Regions from separate parts of the Homo sapiens genome. Here region 2 is linked to region 1. The links are chromatin loops, found by intact Hi-C in ENCODE. Cell type or tissue: HepG2. All regions are shown on one strand. Links, peaks and the distances in the headings refer to the core of each region. The heading gives the core; the rest is flanking DNA.

Region 1 (10,247 bases), core at 1,736-9,735:
CACCCAGGTTGGAGTACAGTGGCATGATCTCGATTCACTGCAACCTCCGCTTCCTGGGGTCAAGTGATCCTCCTTCCTCAGTCTCCCAAGTAGCTGGGACTAGAGACGTGCACCATCACGCCCAGCTGATTTTTGTATTTTTTGTAGAGACAGGGTTTCATCATGTTGCCCAGGCTGGTCTCAAACTCCTGGCCTCAAATGATCCGCCTGCCTCGGCCTCCCAAAAGTGCTGGGATTATAGACATGAGCCATGGCACCCAGCCTCATGTAATTTTAATTCAAATTTATATACATCTCATACAGCTTGCTATCTCCAAAATACTGTGCCTTATGGGGAACAAAGGGGGTGATACCTTTTCTTCTCATCATAACAGTCACAGCCAACACTCATATAACAAAAAGAATAGCAAGAGAAAAGCATAACAAATTTATTTAATCCAAGTTTTATGTGACATGGGAACCTTGCAAATGGAGATGCAAAGATGCAGGGAAGACTACCCATTTTTATACTTGGGTTCGATGAAGAATGAAAAACCCTGAAGAACTCTCATTGGTCAAAAAGGATATGACCTAATGAGAGCAGACTGTGTGGAGAAACTCAGCAAGGCCTGTCTGTTCAGATTCCTCTTGACCTGATTGTTCAGCATTCCTTCTTCCAGGGTATGGGGTAGGACCCTTTCTAGAATGGGAGTCTTAAGACGTACTATCAAACAATGCAAGTCAAAGAATTTATTTATGGGCAGGTCTTTCATGGAAAGGAAGAAGGTTAGAGTAATATTTTGGGGTTTGTGGCTGGCTTTGGGGAAAGGGGGTTGTGGTTTCTATAACTGCACCTGGAGAAAGAGGAATTATAGTTTCTATGGCTTGCATAGTGGGAGAATGAGGGGCAAGAGACGAGGAACAGAAGGTTAGAGACAGAAACTTTGCTTCTGAGGCCTTTATTCTGGGATATTTTCTTCTAAGCTCCAACAACCCTATCTATAACATGGAAATTAAAATACCTACTTTTCCAGGTTGCTAAGGTGATGAAATGAGAGAAATGAAGCTCAAGTGTAATTTCTGATAAATAATAGATAGCAAATTTTAAAGTTGGTGTCACCTGTCCCATAAACACTTATGGTATGTGTCCTCCTACCTCCAAATATCCATGGTGGGAGACAGGAGAGCAGGGCAGGATAAGACTGCAATGCTCCATTAACTCCAAGCCAATTTAGGACTGTTTCTGCTGACTCTACTTTCATGACTCACTTTCTTAAACTAGTGTCTTGCAAACCCTAAAGTTATATTGTTTGTATTCACTCTTTGATCCATTTACTATGATTGGGCTTCTGTCCCATCTAACTACTGAAAGCATATTTTTTGATATAACTTATATCTTCCTAATTACCAAATCGGTTTTCTTTTCTATTATTTAATATATATATAATATAGTTAACTTTTCTAAAACTGTTTCCTGCCTTGGTCTTTCACAGTTATGCACTGCACTACCCTACCCTGGTTCTCTTCTTCTTTGTTTTTTTAACTTATTATGGACCGCTTCATGAATTTGCATGTCATCCTTGTTCAGGGGCCATGCTAATCTTCTCTGTATCATTCCAATTGTTGTATATGTGCTGATGAAGTGAGCACAACCCCTGGTTCTCTTCTGATCTCCCAGGCCATTCCTCCTCTGGATTTCTATATGTAACTTCTAAGATATGACCTTACCCCTCTGCTTTTCTTTTTTAAAACATGTTGTCTTGATGGAATTTGATTATTATTTCTGTGACTGAAGGATCTCATGATGTGTATGTTTCTTGAGCATTTTTAGAACTATATTCAAGACTGTTTTTTCACAAATATATACTCAACACCAGTTTTGCAGTAAATCCTCATTTATCTTCATCCAGAGGTTCTTAGAAACTATAATTTTAAACAAAATAACATACAATAAAACCAATTTTACCACAGACAAATTGATATAAATCAATTAAGTTCCTGTGGCACATTTCTGGTCACAAAAACATCACCAAACTTCAAAATAAAGATGGAACCACTAGTAATAGTAAACATTGAAATAAATGTGAGCTATACATTAAGAAAGATGAATAACAACAAGTAAGATAATTATTTGTCCACTTATTCCAGTTCAGGATCATAGGTGGCATCTCAGGGTAAAAGGTGAGAACTAGCCCTTGACAGGACACCATTCCATCACAGGGTGCTCTCATACATGCCCACACTCACTTAGACTGGGACAGTTTAAACACACCAATTCACCTAACATCCACATCTTTCAGATGTGGGAGGAAAATGGAGTACCTGGAGAAAACCCATGCAGACGTGGGGAGAACATGCAAACTCCATACACACAGTGGCCTGGGCCAGTAGTTGATTTTATTTTTCTCAGCCATGTCATAATGAAACAATACTATTAAAGCATCTGCTCTACTTCATGCCTTCCCCATTTCTGCTAGTGATAACATTACCGAGCATTCCTGGTGCCAACATGCAGTCCCTTAGCAAAGCTGACTCTTAGTTTTTGAATATCTTAAGTGGTTTGGTAGCCATAAGTGCTGCTCACCATGTCTAGTTCTCTTTCCTTACAGGCACATGAAATAACAGTTATTCCCACCCTCTTCAAGTCAGGCATACCTCGTGCCTTGCTTTGTCTAATGAAATGTAAGTGGTATGTCACTTCTTGGTAAAAGTATTTAAGAGCTGGGGCACAATTCTCAATGTTCTCTCTTCTCTTGCAATGGTAATTGTAGAAGACTATGTTGACTTTGAGGGATTGTAAAATCAAAGCAGCATGAATTGCTGAGTTCACACATGGAAGATAGTTACTTGGAAAGTCATGCAGACTTGTAGTAGACTTCCAATGAGCAAGAAATAAACACTTCTTATCTAAAACACTGTAATTTTCTGGCTTTTTAGTGTGTAATCTGGTTTATTCTGAATGATGAAAAGAGTCATGCTGCTATGATTCTAGTTAACACTGTCATTTCAGGATAATTGTTGATATTTTGGCATAAATATTCCCAGGCACACACTGTTGACTTAAATAGAATGAAACGTTTATGTACCAGTCACTGTTTTAAGCACTAGTAATATAGTTGTGAACAAAACCTTTAAAAATTCCTGCTCTCATGAATCTTACATTTTACTGGTGAAGACAGATGAAGAAGTGGATAAGTAGACACTATGTTGGTAGAAGATGATATGGAGAAGTGTAACACTGGAAAAATGATGGGATTAAGATTATGAATGAGACTAGATTAAGAGTTAAATTTTGGACAGGTTTTAATTGTATATTAAGGTCTGTATCAAAACCAAACTTTGGCTAAATGAGATTACCAAGTGTCAATTCATATTGAGCTAAAGCCAGATATCACTTTCACAAAGTTAACTTCTGAGATTAATTAAAAACCCAGAATTTTATTGAAAGATGTATTGTCAAATTGTATATTAATAGATTCCAGATGGTTTTACAAAGTTTGACGTTACAGTGTAGGACACATAAATTTTCAGTGTTGACAATTATTACTGGCAATGTGATGCAAATTTGTGGTATTAAAAAGATATTCAGGCCAGGAGAAGTGGCTCACACCTGTAATCCCAAAGCTTTGGGAGGCCAAGGCAAGAGGATCACTTGAGGTCAGGAGTTCCAGACCAGTCTGGGCAACACAGCGATACCATCTCTACCAAAAAAAAAAAAAAAAAAAAAAAACAAATTAAAAAATTAGCCTGGCATAGTGGTGTGTGACTGTAGTCCTAGGTACTCAGGAGACTGAGGCAGGAGGATTGCTTGAGCTCAGAAGTTCGAGGCTGCAGTGAGCTATGATTGCACCACTGCACTCCAGTCTGGGCAACCTAGTGAGACCCTGTCTCGGATAAATAAATAAATAAATAAATAAGGCTAGGTGTGGTGGCTCACACCTGTAATCCCAGCACTTTGGGAGACCGAGGCAGGCAGATCACTCACGATCAGGAGTTCAGAACCAGCCTGGCCAACATGGTGAAACCCTGTCTCTACTAAAAATACAAAAAAACTAGCCAGGCATGGTGTCAGGCGCCTGTAATCCCACCTACTCAGGAGGCTGAGACAGGAGAATCACTTGAACCCGGGAGGTGGAGGTTGCAGTGAGCCGAAATTGCGCCACTGTTCTCCAGCCTGGGCGACAGAGTGAGACTCTGTCTCAAAAAAAAAAAAAATTTTTTTAAATTAATAAATAGGTAGATGTATAGATAGATATTCACTTTCAACTGAAGTCTTTATCGGAGCAAGATTTTTTTTAAGGTAGATTATTCTAATATTCCCTTCTTTTCTTCATGTTCTTTACATTATTTTTATGCCTGTATGGCATACAAGACCGAAAAAACATGTGGATGATCAAAATGACCCCATTTGCTTTTACTATCACCATAGTTCTTCCTAAAGTCCTCATTGACTTCCAGGTTTTGGTTAATATCTTCAGGGACAACTCAGTGTCTCACTGTTTCTGCTTCTGAACCTAGGGATCCTGTCCTCTTGAACCCTGGAAGTTGTCTTGACCAGTCAGAGAACTGCGTTCCCCACCCCTTCCCCTTTGGAAACGTCACACTGTGGAGGAAAAGCAGCAACTAGGGAGCTGGTGAAGAAGGATGTCTCAGCAGTGTTTACTAGGCCTCCAACACTAGAGCCCATCCCCCAGCTCCGAAAAGCTTCCTGGAAATGTCCTTGTTATCACTTCCCCTCTCGGGCTGGGCGCTGGGAGCGGGCGGTCTCCTCCGCCCCCGGCTGTTCCGCCGAGGCTCGCTGGGTCGCTGGCGCCGCCGCGCAGCACGGCTCAGACCGAGGCGCACAGGCTCGCAGCTCCGCGGCGCCTAGCGCTCCGGTCCCCGCCGCGACGCGCCACCGTCCCTGCCGGCGCCTCCGCGCGCTTCGAAATGAGGGTCCTGGGTGGGCGCTGCGGGGCGCTGCTGGCGTGTCTCCTCCTAGTGCTTCCCGTCTCAGAGGCAAACTGTGAGTAATCAATAGCGTCTCTTCTCCCTTCCCCAGCATTGTCGACTGAACTGCGTGCCCTGGTTGGTAGGATTTTCTTCTCTAGAGCTGCAGCCTCCTAGAAAGTTTCCAGTAAGTACCGACAGACACCCAGCGGATGGAAACAGCCGTGGATAGAGCAGGCAGTGCAATGGTGGGGCAGGATCACTATTTGCACAGTTGCGAGAATGTATTGCCTACAGGACAGATCTAAGAACCTAGATGACACTAAGTATCAATGGAGGGATGAGAACACCTGCCCATTTCCCTTCAAAGCTGAAGTTCCCAGTCAGAGAACTAGGATGAGCAGATTCTAGCTTATGAGTAGGGAAGAAAAGGTAACACACTGTGTCTTCCCTTTGTCCAAGCGCCTGCCCCCAACCTGCACCCGTCTCCTGAAACCTGCCTCCCTTTTGCAATTTCTGGACTTTGAGCTTGGTTTGCTTGTCTCACATTAACGAAATGTTTTAGGATGACTGAGGGTTTGTATAGCAGTAGATATATGTCACTTTCTAACCCTGAAATCAAAAGGACTGTTAAATACTGTATTCTATTTCTCAGATCGTTTGTACTGAGGATTTTTTAACACTGCATGCCACTGATCTGAGGTGGTGGCATGAATTCTTTATCTTTGTGTTTCAGGTTCTTTATGTCCTTATGCCCGGATTCAAGACAGGATATTGAGTTTTCTCTGAAAAATATATAAGGAATACCAAGGCAATTAGTACATTTTAGTGGTCAGTTAATTTGTTTTCTAAAGTTGTAAGTGTGTTTATTGAATAAAAACGCCTTTTTGTTTGTTTGTTTGAGGGTGAGTCTCGCTCTGCTGCCCAGGCTGGACTGCAGTGGCTGGATCTCCGCTCAATGCAACCTCCGCCCCCCGGCTTCAAGTGATACTCATGCCTCAGCCTCCCGAGCAGCTGGGATTACAGGTGCCTGCTTCGACACCCGGCTATTTTTTTTTTTTTTTTGTATTTTTACTAGAGACGGGGTTTCACCATGTTGGCCAGGCTGGTCTCGAGCTCCTGACCTCCGGTGATCCATCCGCCTTGGCCTCCCAAAGTGCTGGGATTACAGGCGTGAGCCACCGCACCTGGCCAAAAATGACTTCTTGTTCTATGTTTTATTTTCAGGGATTGGAACAGGAGTGAGAACTCTGAATTACAAATAACTTTTAGGAGTCTAGAGCTCCAAAGTAAACTTTTTGAAGATGGAAATTTCTAGAAAATTATATATCAATTTGCTAACATTCCACTAGTTTCTATTAGTTAGTCATCAGGATGAATGCAGTACTTTAAAAATCTAACTTGGGACTAAAACATTATTTTTTGATCTTACATTAAACAGCTACAATTGCAAAACTTCAGCATTCAAACCCCTATCATTCAGCCAATTTGTAACTACATGCGCTTATTACCTAAATAGTTCATTAGGACAATTAAATATTTGCTTCATAGCTAGTGTTTTGGAGAGGAGAAAGGCAAAGTAGCTTGCCACACTTAACTCCTTGTCATCATAGAAATTTGCTAGGCTTTTTCTCTTTGTAGAGATTGTTACATTTTGACTGAATCTAGGCAGAGGTAAAAATTATATGGGTTTGTGTATGTGTATTATATATAAACATATGGGGAATTACACTTGTTATATATAACACTGATAGAGCAGATAAATTAATTCTTCAAGTATATCACATAAAGAATAGTTGGCCCCATAATGCTTTCAGTTAAAAGTTTTTGATTGCTTAATTGGATTAAAAGTCATCTGTGGTTTACTTATGAGGAAATTTGGATATAGATGTGATGTTTTTAATCCATATGATTTGATTTTACTTTATTTTTATTTATTTACTTTTTTGAGACGGTCTAGTTCTGTCACTAAGGCTGGAGTGCAGTGGCATGATCATAGCTCATGGCAACCTCCCCCTCCCGAGCTCATGGGATCCTCCCAGATCAGCACCTATCTAGCACCGCACCCAGCTAATTTATGTGTGTGTGTGTGTGTGTGTGTGTGTGTGTGTGTGTGTGTGTGGTTTTTATTTTGTTTTGTTTTTTTGGTAGAGTTGGTGTTTTGCCATATTGCCTAGGCTGGTCTTGAACTCCAGGGTTCAAGCGGCCTGCCTACTTTGGCTGCCCAAAGTGCTGGGATTACAGGTGTGAGCCACTGTGCCCAGCCTCCATATGATTTTAAATCTGAGATATAATTAGAGCTGTAAATATTTTATTTGTAATTCATTGTGTAGTTCTTTATTTAGAATTATTTATTTATTTATTTATTTATTTATTTATTTATTTATTTATTTAGAGATGGAGTCTTGCTCTGTTGCCCAGGCTGGAGTGCAGGAGTGCAGTGGCGTGATCCCAGCTCACTGCAACCTCTGCCTCCTGGGTTCAAGTGATCCCCCCACCTCAGCCTCCCAAGTAGCTGGTATTGCACCAGCTGGCATGCACCACCATACCCGGCTAATTTTTGTATTTTTAGTAGAGACAGGGTTTCACTATGTTGGCCAGGCTGGTCTTGAACTCCTGACCTCCAGTGATCTGCCCACCTCAGCCTCCCAAAGTGCTGGGATTACAGGAGTGAGCCACCTTATCCAGCCTATAATTCATTGTTTAGGCCATAGAAAGCTAAGGACGATTAAAAAAATATTTTTGTGATTAAAAAAAATCTTGCCCAGACCGGAGTGCAGTGGCTATTCACAGGCACTATTATAGGGCACTACAGCTTTGAACTCCTGGCCTCAAGGAATCCTCCCATCAGCCTTCTGAGTGTCTGGGACTGTAGGTATGCACCACCATGGCTGGCTTATAGTTGTGATTTAAAGAAAAACATTTACAAATCATAGCTTTATTTTAGAAAGAGTTATTAGAAATAATCTAATTCAACTTATTTGTTTTAAAAATAAAAAAAGAAATTGTTCAGAGATATTAACTAATTTTCCAGAATACATATATATACATACATATATGTATGAGAGAGAGAGATGAGAATCTCTATATTTAACATATATACTGTCACCCGGTCATAGCCGCTCATGCCTGTAATCCCAGCACTTTGGGAGGCTGAGGAGGAAGGATCGCGTGAAGCCAGGAGTTCAAGACCAGCCTGGGCAGCATAGTGGGACCCCGTCTTTACAAAAGAAATTAAAAAAAAAAATTAGCCGGATGTGTTGGTACACACTTGTAGGCCCAGCTACTCAGGGGTCTAAGGTGGGAAGATCACTTGAGCCCAGGAGGTTGAGGCTGCAGTGAGCATGATTATGCCACTGCACTCCAGCCTGGGTGATAGAGCGAGATCCTGTCTCCAAAAATAATAAAAATAAAATAGATACTGTCTACATATTTTAATCATTTCCCACTTAAGGCATGTGGTGAGGAAATAGGAGAAAGAGGATGTCCCTTTGGCTGTGCTAATTTGGCCTTATCTAGACTGCCACCCTGGGCCAGTGCAGGCTACTCTAGACACTACTGACTCATATTTTCCTCCTCTTTTGTACCCTCTTCTTTCTTTCTCTAACTATTCCTTTTACTAGTTATGAAGGCTTATCTTTTCTTAAATTATCTTTACTAAAAAGTCCAAAATGTTGCACTGATGGAGAGATTTTATCAAGGTTAGGTTACAGTTGGAGTTTGTGCTGGAAGAGTTAGAAACAATTTCTAATATACAGTAATACAACATCAAACCCTATGCCACATTCTCTTACTATTAATTCTGTGCTAAGAAACAATAGACCTTTTCTGTTCATCAAGTTTATATTTTTGCAGCTTGAGCGATCTATATACATACTTAAACCTTCAAAATATTATGCCTGATAATACAGTATTCTTTGCCTATAAGCAACAGTAATGAACTATTGCTAACTAAAGGAAAGAAAAAAGGAAAAGAAAAAAGAGAGGAAGGAAGGAAGGAGCAGTTAAATAATTTATTGGAAGGCTACTGAATGGCTAGCTGAACAGCCAGGCCTACAGAAGCCAGGCCTACAGAAGGAATGCGAACATTTAGGTGACCTATACAGTGGGAACTCATGTGACAGTACTTGAGGAGCTGCCAATCAGATGACTCAATTCTGTCTTCCAGTCCTATGTGTCTCTGTGAACAGCTCAAATTCCTAGGAGGCCCTGATCATTTTGGCTTAGCCTGGCACTGGAGTCCTGTGATCGACAGCTCACTAGAATTGCACAGAGTGCCGGAAGAACAGTTCCCACAAAAGAATGGATGCTGGGAAGGACACAGAAATAAGAAAAGTCTACATATTCTAATTATTGGCTGTCTAACAAATACACTTGCCCTTCTTTCCATACACACCATTTGAAAATATTTATCTGATATAATGCAAATAACTACTGCACAGAGAAAGAACCCTCTCCTCAATTGGTTCCAGGCACCACATTCAGAGAGGAAGGCTTGAGGCTTCCATTTCCTAGGTATCATCAAGTGATGGCCATGATTCCTGTATTTCTGTGCTATGCTTTATGGATAAAATGATACATTATAGTGTACCAACACATCTTATATGCAAAAAAAAAAAAAAAAAAAGAAAACAAAAGCAAAAACAAAAAAAACAGGCAAGGGAATACAGGTAATGGTTTTAGGGCTTGCCTTTCTCTCCCTTGGTTACAAGCATGAGCTGGTATTTATGACTCTTTCCCTACCCATTTCATAGCTCTCTTGCCCTCAGGATGCAAGTGCCTCATGTTTGTGTTTGCTCAATAAGATGAACCATAGCATATTCAGGAAGAATCCGAGCCCTTATTGTCCCTACCTGTGGGTGGTCCATCCATTGTTTCTTTTCCTATTTCTCCTGTGGACAGTAGTCATCCTGGAGGGGCTTCACACCTAACCCTGATTAGTATGTGGCAACAACACTATTTTGCCTGGATTATTGTCTTCCTTCTAACATAATCCTCTGATTTTTATTTCTTTATTTTTTTTCAGCAGGTAAAGAGCTTCAAATGGCAACACAGCAGTCTGAGCTTATAATTCAGTGGAAAATATGTTAGATCCCCTAGTGAATGCATTCCTTGGAAACCATTCTTGGTTTCCAAATTTGTAGGTGAGCCGAATGCAGTTGTGAGGACGGAATGTAAAAAATTTGAGATTAGGTAACTGTATTAGTCCCCTAGGACTGCCATAATAAAGTACCACAAAGTAGGTGGTTTAAACAACAGAAAGTTGTGGTCTCACAATTTTGAAGTCTAGAAGTCCAAAATCAAGGTATCAGGAAGGTTGGTTTCTTCTGAGGGCTGTG
Region 2 (9,828 bases), core at 1-8,000, 50 kb after region 1:
CCACACATAACCACTTCCATTTCAGGAGGAAGTACCTTCAAAGGAAAGTGGGCTTGTTAGGCAGACATGATCACCAATAACAGCTTGTTCTGACTAAACTATAGTTCAGTTACACCTCATTATCAGCAAATAGTATTGACCTCATGGTTTGTAAATATTTTCTTCTAACCAGAATTTGATAGTGTTAGGGGGAGGGGAGAGGAAGTACCTTTAAAGGAAAATGGGCTTTTTAGGCAGACATGATCACCAATAACAGCTTGTTCTGACTAAACTATAGTTCAGTTACACTTCATTATCAGCAAATAGTATTGACCTCATGGTTTGCAAATATTTTCTTCTAACCAGAATTTGATAGTGTTAGAGGGAGGGGAAAGGATGTCTGAAGTATTAACGTGTGTGTGTGTGCGTGTGCGCGCGCACGCATGCATGCTAGTTTGGATTATTATTACAATGCTTCATTAAATTTCTCCATTGGCATTTATTTTTATTTTTATTTTTTGAAACAAAGTCTCTTTCTGTTGCCCAGGCTAGAGTGCAGTGGTGCAATCTCTGCTCACTGTAGCCCCCACTTCCCGGGTTCAAGAGATTCTCATGCCTCAGCCACCTGAGTAGGTGGGATTAGAGGCGTATGCCACCATGCCTGGCTAATTTTTGTATTTTTAGTAGAGACGGGGTTTTGCCATGTTGGCCAGGCAAGTCTCAAACTCCTGGGCTTAAGCAATCCACCTGCCTTGGCCTCCTAAAGTGCTGAGATTACAGGCATGAGCCACTGCGCCCGGCCCACTGTTACTTTACATGAAAGATTTTAAGTCACAATTGTAGGTATCATCTAATATTGAAATTTTAAATAGATTTTAAATAGATCTCAAAGTAGAGAGATCAGTGTAATACATTTCATTATAAAAACTCCCCCACCCCTTTAATAATAATCAACACTCTGCCATTCTTGTTTTACCTATTTTTTTCCCCATCCATTCTAATTTTTGTTTTGTTATTCTGGAATATTGTAAGGCATGCCTGTCTGCCCAAGATACCATATTAGTACATCACTCATTAATATTGAGTGTGTATTTCTAACACAATGGATACATTCTATCAGCTTAGCCTCTAAGCAGCAAAAGCCCAGTGAGGGAGAAGACCTTGATGTGGAGGAGGAAAGATAGTGAGGAAGGAAAACTCATTCATGTGCTTCCTCCCTTCCACTAATTCTAGCATTGGTCTCATTGACAGAAGAGAAAAAAATGACAGAAAGAGCAAGACAGAAAGGGGAGAAATGAAAAAAAAAGTTACTTTTTTTTTTTTTTTTTTTAGACAGGGTCTTGCTCTGTTGCCCAGGCTAGAGTGCAGTGGCATGATCATGGTTCACTGCAGCCCTGACCCCCCCGCTCAGGCAATCCTCCCGTCTCAGCCTCCTGTGTCGCTGAGACTACAGGTGTGCAGCCCCACACCTGGCTAATTTTGGTATTTTTTGTCGAGAGGGCGTTTTGCCATGTTGCCCAGTCTGGGCTCGAGCAATCTGCCCACCTTAGTCTCCCAAAGTGCTAGGATTACACGTGTGACCACAGTGATCCCTCTGCCCCACCCCCACCAAACATTTGTTACTGTGTTACAATTCTCATGATTACAGGTGTGATCATTTTCGACCCTACCCAACCACTCCCTGTCCACATCCCTAATACCACAGTCCACATTTCCAGTCCCCACAGTACTACTTATGCCTCAACATCTCTAATATATTCCTTTGACGGTCGCAATATCACCTTTGAATCCCATTATCTATTGTGTAGGTTTATATGAGAGGAGGAAAGAATGAGGCCTTTGACTCAGTTCTGGATGAGCTTATGTTCTGTACTTACTAAGTGGTAACATTGAATATGTCTTTGTGTAGAAATTCTGGTTTCTCATGAGGTATTCTTGTGCTGTTAATGGTACACATTAGATATATTATGGCTTAAGAATGCTTTTGTGGACTAGCCTGAGAACCTTACTATCAGAAATTTTTAACATTTTTCTCTTTTTAAGAAAGCACATTCTTTACTCCAAATTGACTGATTTACAGACAAACTTTTGGTACACAACCAATTTATAGGTAAGGTACTACATGTACATAAGATGTATAAGATAAATGTCTACTTTAATTCACTTCAAAGTATGTCACTGTTAGCTGGGCACCTTGGCTCACACCTGTAATTCCAGCACTTTGGGAGGCCAAGGTGGGAGGATCGCTTGAGCCCAGGAGTTTGAGGCCTAGGCAACATAGTGAGACCCCATCTCTACAAAAAAATAATTAACAACAAAAAACCAGCTGTGCATGGTGGCATGTACCTGTAGTTCCAGCTACTTGGGGGGCTGAGATGGGAGGATTACTTGAGCCCAGGAGGGTAAGGCTGCAGTGAGTCATGGTCATACCACTGCACTCTAGCATGGGTGACACAGAGAAACCTCGTCTCAAAAAAAAAAAAAAAAAGAGAGTACGTTACTGTGATTCAACATTGAATCTGGTGTAGGTGACCATTATGACATAAAATGTGTCAAATGGTTATCTAATCATTATGGAAAAATTAAAGGATGTACAAAAAAGGGCATGTATGATTATATTTACCATCCTAAATAGAGCTTGTTTTTAGATTAGAAGCTTTTGAAACATGATTAATTGATCAATATTTCTTTAAGCCTAAGTATCTTACTGGCTTAATTTTATTGTTTTCTCTTGGTATATTTTACTATATAAAAATTATAATGTGAAAATGATGGTTATATGTAACTTATTTGCATCTTTAATATAAAAACACATTATAAAATTAAGTTTTAACTCTATAATGAAATTTAGGTTTGCTAAGATATGTTTTCTTTTTCTTCTTTCTAGGATTATTTTTATCCAAAATACTTAGGTAAGTTCAAAACATCTCAATTATATAATCTTAGAAATGGAAGGGAACTTAGATATGTTCCTGTCTAACTCTCCACCTATCTATTCCATCCAATGTAATTTCATTATCCTTGGGAGTGAGGTTTCATTTTATATGCAATTTTGCTGTCTTTATATTTAACACATGTTGAGAAATTTGGAACGGTTCTTTAATTACCATGTGACATTTTAAATTTTAGTGTTTTTCTTTCTCATGTCTTTCTCATGAAGCTCTTGGGCTGATGCTCAGTTATATTGAGGTGCTAGACATAGTCTATGAGCATATGCGTTTTCATGGGTTAACTGTTTTTTTTTTTTTGTGAGGCAGCGCCTTGCTGTGTCACCCAGGCTGGAGTGCTGTGGCCTGCTCTCAGCTCACTGCAACTTCTGTCTCCCTGGTTCAAGTGATTCTCAAGTGCCTCAGCCTCCCGAGTAGCTGGGATTACAGGCATGTGCCACCACACCCAGCTAATTTTTGTATTTTTAGTAGAGACAGGGTTTCGCCATGTTGGCCAGGGTAGTCTTGAACTCCTGGGCTCAAGTGTCCACTCTCCTCAGCCTCCCAAAGTGCTAGGATTACAGGCATGACCCACCCTGCCCAGCCTTAGCTGCTGTATTTTAAAAGGGCAGTGGGATATGGATATATCCATGAAAAAGATGTTTTCTTTTGTAAAGTTACATGCAAGAATTTGTACTATTAAAGTGTAGAAAAGATAGTATATCAAGACTATTTCAGCTTTTTAATTTTAGATAGAAATGTAAATATTTTATAATAAAAATAGACAATATTTGGCTGTTAAATATTATGTGTACATTAAAAAAACAGTGTTAACTCTTGCTTCTTAGGGCCATGTAATGAGGCTGCATTTTTGCACGCACAATACTGTAGAGGATACATTCCTTTGATCAGAGTACATTTGGATAAAGATAAATACCATGCTAATACAGCATTATGTGTTCTGGGGAAGTTCCTTAGATAAAATATTTTTCATAATTTTATCCTTGTATCTCTCTTAACTTCCGCTTTTCTGGCCCTGCCCAACTCTTCTCTTTGCCTATCTCATTTGGCAACATGGTAAAAAAAACCAAAGTATAAAATAAAACAAACTAAAACAAAAACACAAGATGTGGGATCCAGGCTCAGACCTAAAAATTTTTAACTGTTTCAGATTAAACAAGTTGTTTAGCTTTCCAGCTTCTGTAGTTTTAAGTGTGCACTGTAACTATATTTTCTAACTTCAGAGCTTTTAAATCACCAAATATGTCAACGTACATAAATAACTTAATGTGTCAAAATTTCTTCAGATGTATTCTTGTTTAATCAACCCATCATGTGAAACAAAAATATACTTTTTATTATGATTTTTTTTAATTTAAATTTCATATTTTGGTCTTTATTTGTATATAGGCATGTGTGGTGAATTCCACTGTTAAAAACAATTTTTAAAAATGTCCTGCCTAAGTTACACTTTTTTTGTTATTTGATGTGTATATTCTATAGGCCAATGGCTCTAATTTGAAAAGCAAAACAAAACAGTCCTTTCTCTGGTAAATCTAACAGTAGTTTTACTAACTACAACAGCTCATACAGGAAGGTCCCTGTAGTGAGATAAGGTCACCAAAGAAATTAAAAAATTGTAACCCATATATTTGGGGCAATATTTAGACTTCGTTTTCAGGGGCTGATAAAGCACTTCAATTGGCCTACATATTCCATGTACTATCTTGAAAACATGCGATTTGGAAATAAGTACTCTGGGTTTCATTATAGTTTTTAAATTGTGTTCTTCTCTTTTGTAAGAAGTGGAATAAATAACTACCATTTCCATAGGCCTAGTATCACCTAATAGAGTGAGTGTTTCTAGTAAAGAGAGAGAAACTTCCTGGGAAGAATGGTGAACTCTGAGCCTAAATATAAACATTAGAAATCATTTTTTGATGTGAGCTGGCAAAAAATAAAATAAGGAAAAAACCTGAAAAATAAAAAAAAGAAATTATTTTTAGTTTCTAAGATAAGTTGGTGAATTACCTCAGAATGCTGACTCCCTCCCTTCAAATCTTCTCTAAAGAAACAATAAGATTCCAAGCACTAATAATAACAAAATAAAATGACAAAAAGAAGTTTAAGAAATGCCTGGGTAGGCGAAAAGCTGGCCTGACCTGCTGGTATGTGTGGTGGGGGATTGGGTTCTAACTGACAAGGCAGTAGTGACAAAACAGATTTGATAATTTAAAAAATGACATGAACTTTCCAATTGAGAAAACAAACACAAAAAATACAATAGAGCAAACCCCAAGTAACAAGAAGTTTTAAAATAACAAAAACAGAGATAGAAATAAGTGGAATAGAAAAACAAAAGTGAGCATTAACAAAAGCACATTCTCATTCTTTGAAAAGGTTAGTAAGTGAGACTGACATCTGGCAGGAATAATCAAGGAAAAACAAAAAAGAGAAAGAGGAAATGCCAATACATAGAGTACAAGATAGAAAGGGAAAATATTCTAAACTCAACACAGATTAAAAATATTATCATAAAATATTACAAACAGCTATATTAAATACACTTGGAAACCTAAATAAAATGGATGTGTTCCTAGAAAAACATAAAATATCTGTAATTTCACAGGAAGCAATAGAGAACTTAGTTATACAAACGAGTATTAAACAAGTTAAAACCGCAGCCAAAGCCCTCTTCTTCCTATTTCTCCCGAAACCCAGATCCAGATGGTTTTACAAATGAACTCTTCCAAATTTTAAGAAATTGTTAATGTTTCCCTTATTAAGATATTGTCCTTAAAAAATGAGCTTATTCTAAGAGGCTTATGTAATCTTGACTCCAAAATCAAATAAAGACATTTAGTAAACTCATTTTAAAATTTAAGTGAGGGAATAAAAGAAAAGAAAAATAGCATTCCTTTTGATTTTGAATTAATTCTAAATAAAATGATATTCAGTCCGATCTTAAGTGTGTTAAAAATAATATCATGATCAAGTAGAATTATTCCAGAAATTTAAAGGTGAGTTAACATCAGGAAATCAGCTGGGTGCAGTGGCTTATGCCCGTAATCCCAGCCACTCAAGAGGCTGAAGTGCGAGGATCACTTGAGGCCAGGAGTTTGATACCAGCCTGGATAACATAGTAAGACCCCACCACTAAAAGTATATTATTACCTCAGTTCATACAGAAAAAGCAGTTGATAGAGATCACTACTTAGTTATGATAAAAGTTTTTGTCAAACTAAGAATATAAGAAAAGTTTCTGAGCTTGATAAAGGTTAAATCTAGAATAACCATATAATTAATCTTCCAAATTTTCACACTTCAGTTCAGGATTAATAATGCATAAGGTAATGTCAGCTAGAACAAGAATAAGATAGGGTTGTTTTGAGCAAATTAGCATGAGAAAGGAGGGAGGGAGGGAGAGATGGAAAGAGAAAGAGAGAGAAAAGAAAAAGAAAGTGAACAAAATCTGCAGTAAACATTATACCTAATGAATAAAATTTAGGTATAGTTTCTTTATGGTTGAGAACAAAAAGAAAAGTACTGGAGGTTACATTCAATGCAATAAGAAAAGAAAAATAGGGATTGTATAGATCATAAGCTATAGTATATTCCTGTCATTACTTTTAATAGATATAATACTGGAAAAAAATAGAATCCATAGACAAAATATAGGAACACATAAGGTATTTAGATAATTCTATGACTCTCCTATAAAAATCCATAGTAGTTCTTTATGCAAGCAGTAGTCTAGTAGAAATTAAAAAGATGATAGCATTCACAATAGCAGCAAATCCCATAACATATCTAGAAATATCTTAAGAACACATAAAAACCCTATGGAGAAAATGTTAATACTCAAATTGAAGACTTAGAAAATGAATTAAAACCATGGAAAGATATTTCATGATCTTGAATTGAGTGATACTATACAGTGATCAGTTCTCCTCAAATTGATTTTATTTTATTTTATTATATTTTATATTTTTAGAGATGGGGTCTCACTATGTTGCCCACACTGGTCTCAAACTCCTGGGCTCAAGCAGTCCTCCTGCCAGGGCTTCCCAAAGTGCTGGGGTTATAGGTGTGAGGTACTATGTGTGGCCATCCTCAAATTTATATGTTCAGAGCAATCTTGTTTAAAAAAATATTTTTGAGAAACTCAGTAAACTCATTTTAAAATTTAACTGAGGAACTAAAAGTCCACACATGTCTAAAATACAAAAGAGAGAAATATCTTATCAAATATTAATAATATAAAGCTATAGAAATAAAACTATATGGTATTTTCAGAACATGAAACTGAACAGAAAGTTCAGAGAAAGGCTCATATCTATGACAACCTAATATTTGATAAAGATGATACTGTAAGTCACTGTGGATTATTTAAAGATGGTATTGCGAAGAATGGCCAGCTATTAGCAGACAAATAAACATGGGTTTCTAATTACCACCAAGTGTAAAGGTGAATTCTAGATGGAATAAAGACAAAAATGTTAAAATAAAACCATGAAATTAAAGAAACAATATGGGAGAATATCTTTGTGACTGATGACATGGGGGAAAATTTTAAATTCACAAGCTGTAAGGTGAAATAATAAATTGGATTATAACAAAATTAAGAATTTATCTTACAAGAGAGACATGAATAGTAAGATTAAGAGACAAATGACAGATCTGTCTCTGTCAAATAAATATCAAAAATATAAATATCAAGAGGTGATATTTATAAATGTTTATTTTTTTTCAAATCCGCAGGAAAAACAAATAAGGATCAATAGAAAAATGGTAAAAAAAAAAAATAGGGAAAATTTTCAAAGAAGAAAACTTTCAGATTTGGAAAATGACATGAAAATATGCTGCCTCTCCTTAGAAATCAGAAAAATAATGAGATATTACTTTACTACCTATTAGTCTGCCAAAAATTAGAAAGCAAGGATGTAGAAATCCTTATACTCCACTGGTGAGAATGCACCTCTGAGAGCCATTAAGTACATTCCTATTTAATGATCACACAATTCCACCACTGGGTATCTATTCCAAAGAAATTGTTATGCAGGTACTAAGGAGACATGCATGAGGATGTACTTTCCGCCTTCTTGTAGAGGTAGAAAGTTGGAGGTAATTTGAGTGTCTTATCATGGGTAGAGAGAATTATAAAGTGGTGGTTGCATACTGTGGTGTAACACTTAGTGGTTAGTAGCAATGAATTATATGTAGCAGCATGGATTGATCATAAAAATCAAGTTCTGAGAAAAAAATTAGAGGATGTGATATATAACACAAAACCATTTACACACGTGAAAAAAAACATGGAAATGAAATTGTAAATATATATTTTCAAGAACACTTACAAATTTTAAAAATACACATAACCACTGGGCATGATGTCTCATGCCTGTAATTCCAACACTTTGGGAGGCTGAGGAGGATGATTCACTTGAGGTTAGGAGTTCGAGACCAGCCTGACCAGCATGATGAAACCCCATCTCTTGTAAAAATATAAAGATTAGCCAGGAAGGAAGGAGTGGTGGCGAGGCCTGTAATCCCAGCTGTGTCCAGAATTGGTGGGTTCTTGGTCTCACTGACTTCAAGAATGAAGCCGCCGACCCTCGCGGTGAGTGTTACAGTTCTTAAAGGCGGCGTATCAGGAGTTTGTTCCTTCTGATGTTCGGAGTTTCTTCCTTCTGCTGGGTTTGTGGTCTCGCTGGCTCAGGAGTGAAGCTTCGGACCTTCGTGGTGAGTGTTACAGCTCATAAAGGCAGTGTGGACCCAAAGAGTGAGCAGCAGCAAGATTTATTGCAAAGAGTGAAAGAACAAAGCTTCCACAGTGTGGAAGGGGACCCAGTGGGTTGCCACTGCTGGCTCGGGCAGCCTGCTTTTATTCTCTTATCTGGCCCCACCCACATCCTGCTGATTGATAGAGCGAGTGGTCTGTTTTGACAGGGCGCTGATTGGTGCGTTTACAATCCCTGAGCTAGACACAAAGTTTCTCCACGTCCCCACCAGATTAGCTAGATACAGAGTGTCAATTGGTGTATTCACAAACCCTGAGCTAGACACAGGGTGCTGATTGGTGTGTTTACAAACCTTGAGCTAGATACAGAGTGCGGATTGGTGCGTTTACAATCCCTGAGCTAGACATAAAGGTTCTCCAAGGCCCCACCAGACTCAGGAGCGCAGCTGGCTTAACCCAGTGGATCCTGCACTGGGGCTGCAGGTGGAGCTGCCTGCCAGTCCCAAGCCGTGTGCCCGCACTCCTCAGCCCTTGGGTGGTCAATGGGACTGGGCGCCCTGGAGCAGGGGGTGGGGCTCATCAAGGAGGCTTCATGGCACAGGAGCCCACAGAGGCGGGGGAGGCTCAGGCATGGTGGGCTGCAGGTCCCGAACCCTGCCCTGCAGGGAGGCAGCTAAGGCCTGGCGAGAAATCAAGCGCAGCGCCAGTGGGCCAGCACTGCTGGGGGACCTAGTACACCCTCCACAGCTGCTGGCCCGGGTGCTAAGCCCCTCATTGCCCCTGCTGGCAGGGCCGGCCGGCTGCTCCGAGTGCCGGCCCGCCAAGCCCACGCCCACCAGGAACTCCAGCTGTTCCCCCTCGCGCCTTTCCCTCCACACCTCCCTGCAAGCTGAGGGAGCCAGCTCTGGGCTTGGCCAGCCCAGAAAGGGGCTCCCACAGTGCAGTGGTGGGCTGAAGGGCTCCTCAAGTGCCGCCAAAGTGGGAGCCCAGGCAGAAAAGGTGCCCAGAGCAGCGAGGGCTGCAAGGGCTGCCAGCACGCTGTCACCTCTCACAGCTACTGGGGAGGCTGAGGGACAAGAATCACTTGAACCCAGGAGGTGGAGGTTGCGGTGAGCCAAGATCGTGCCACTGCACTCCAGCCTGGGCGACAGAGACTCTGTCTCAAAGAAAAAAACAAAGAAA

What was found. Hi-C counts contacts between places; a loop is a spot of excess contacts. Peaks named below come from ENCODE experiments on the same cell type or tissue, not always from the same donor. Only the 100,000 strongest peaks of a DNase experiment are listed, where the experiment ranks them.
Region 2: a loop joins it to region 1, with 3 times the contacts of the local background. A loop is called at or near these places in 7 of 110 quality-filtered maps.

What each region holds. Positions count from the first base shown.
Region 1 is chr3:93,968,411-93,978,657 of GRCh38, reverse strand. It overlaps PROS1 (protein S), which reads left to right and starts at 4,762. Exons shown (of 15, transcript NM_000313.4): 1 at 4,762-4,984. The coding sequence starts at 4,909. It also overlaps the pseudogene RNU6-511P. RefSeq lists a silencer at 6,819-7,113. In HepG2, for the core only: a CTCF peak has its summit at 4,922; DNase peaks (open chromatin) are centred at 4,687, 5,177 and 5,417; H3K4me3 peaks cover 2,508 bases.
Region 2 is chr3:93,917,303-93,927,130 of GRCh38, reverse strand. It overlaps PROS1 (protein S), which reads left to right. Exons shown (of 15, transcript NM_000313.4): 3 at 2,867-2,891. Among named protein-coding and RNA genes, the nearest start is that of PROS1, 52 kb to the left of the region's middle. In HepG2, for the core only: no CTCF peak of the experiment used is centred there; no DNase peak of the experiment used is centred there.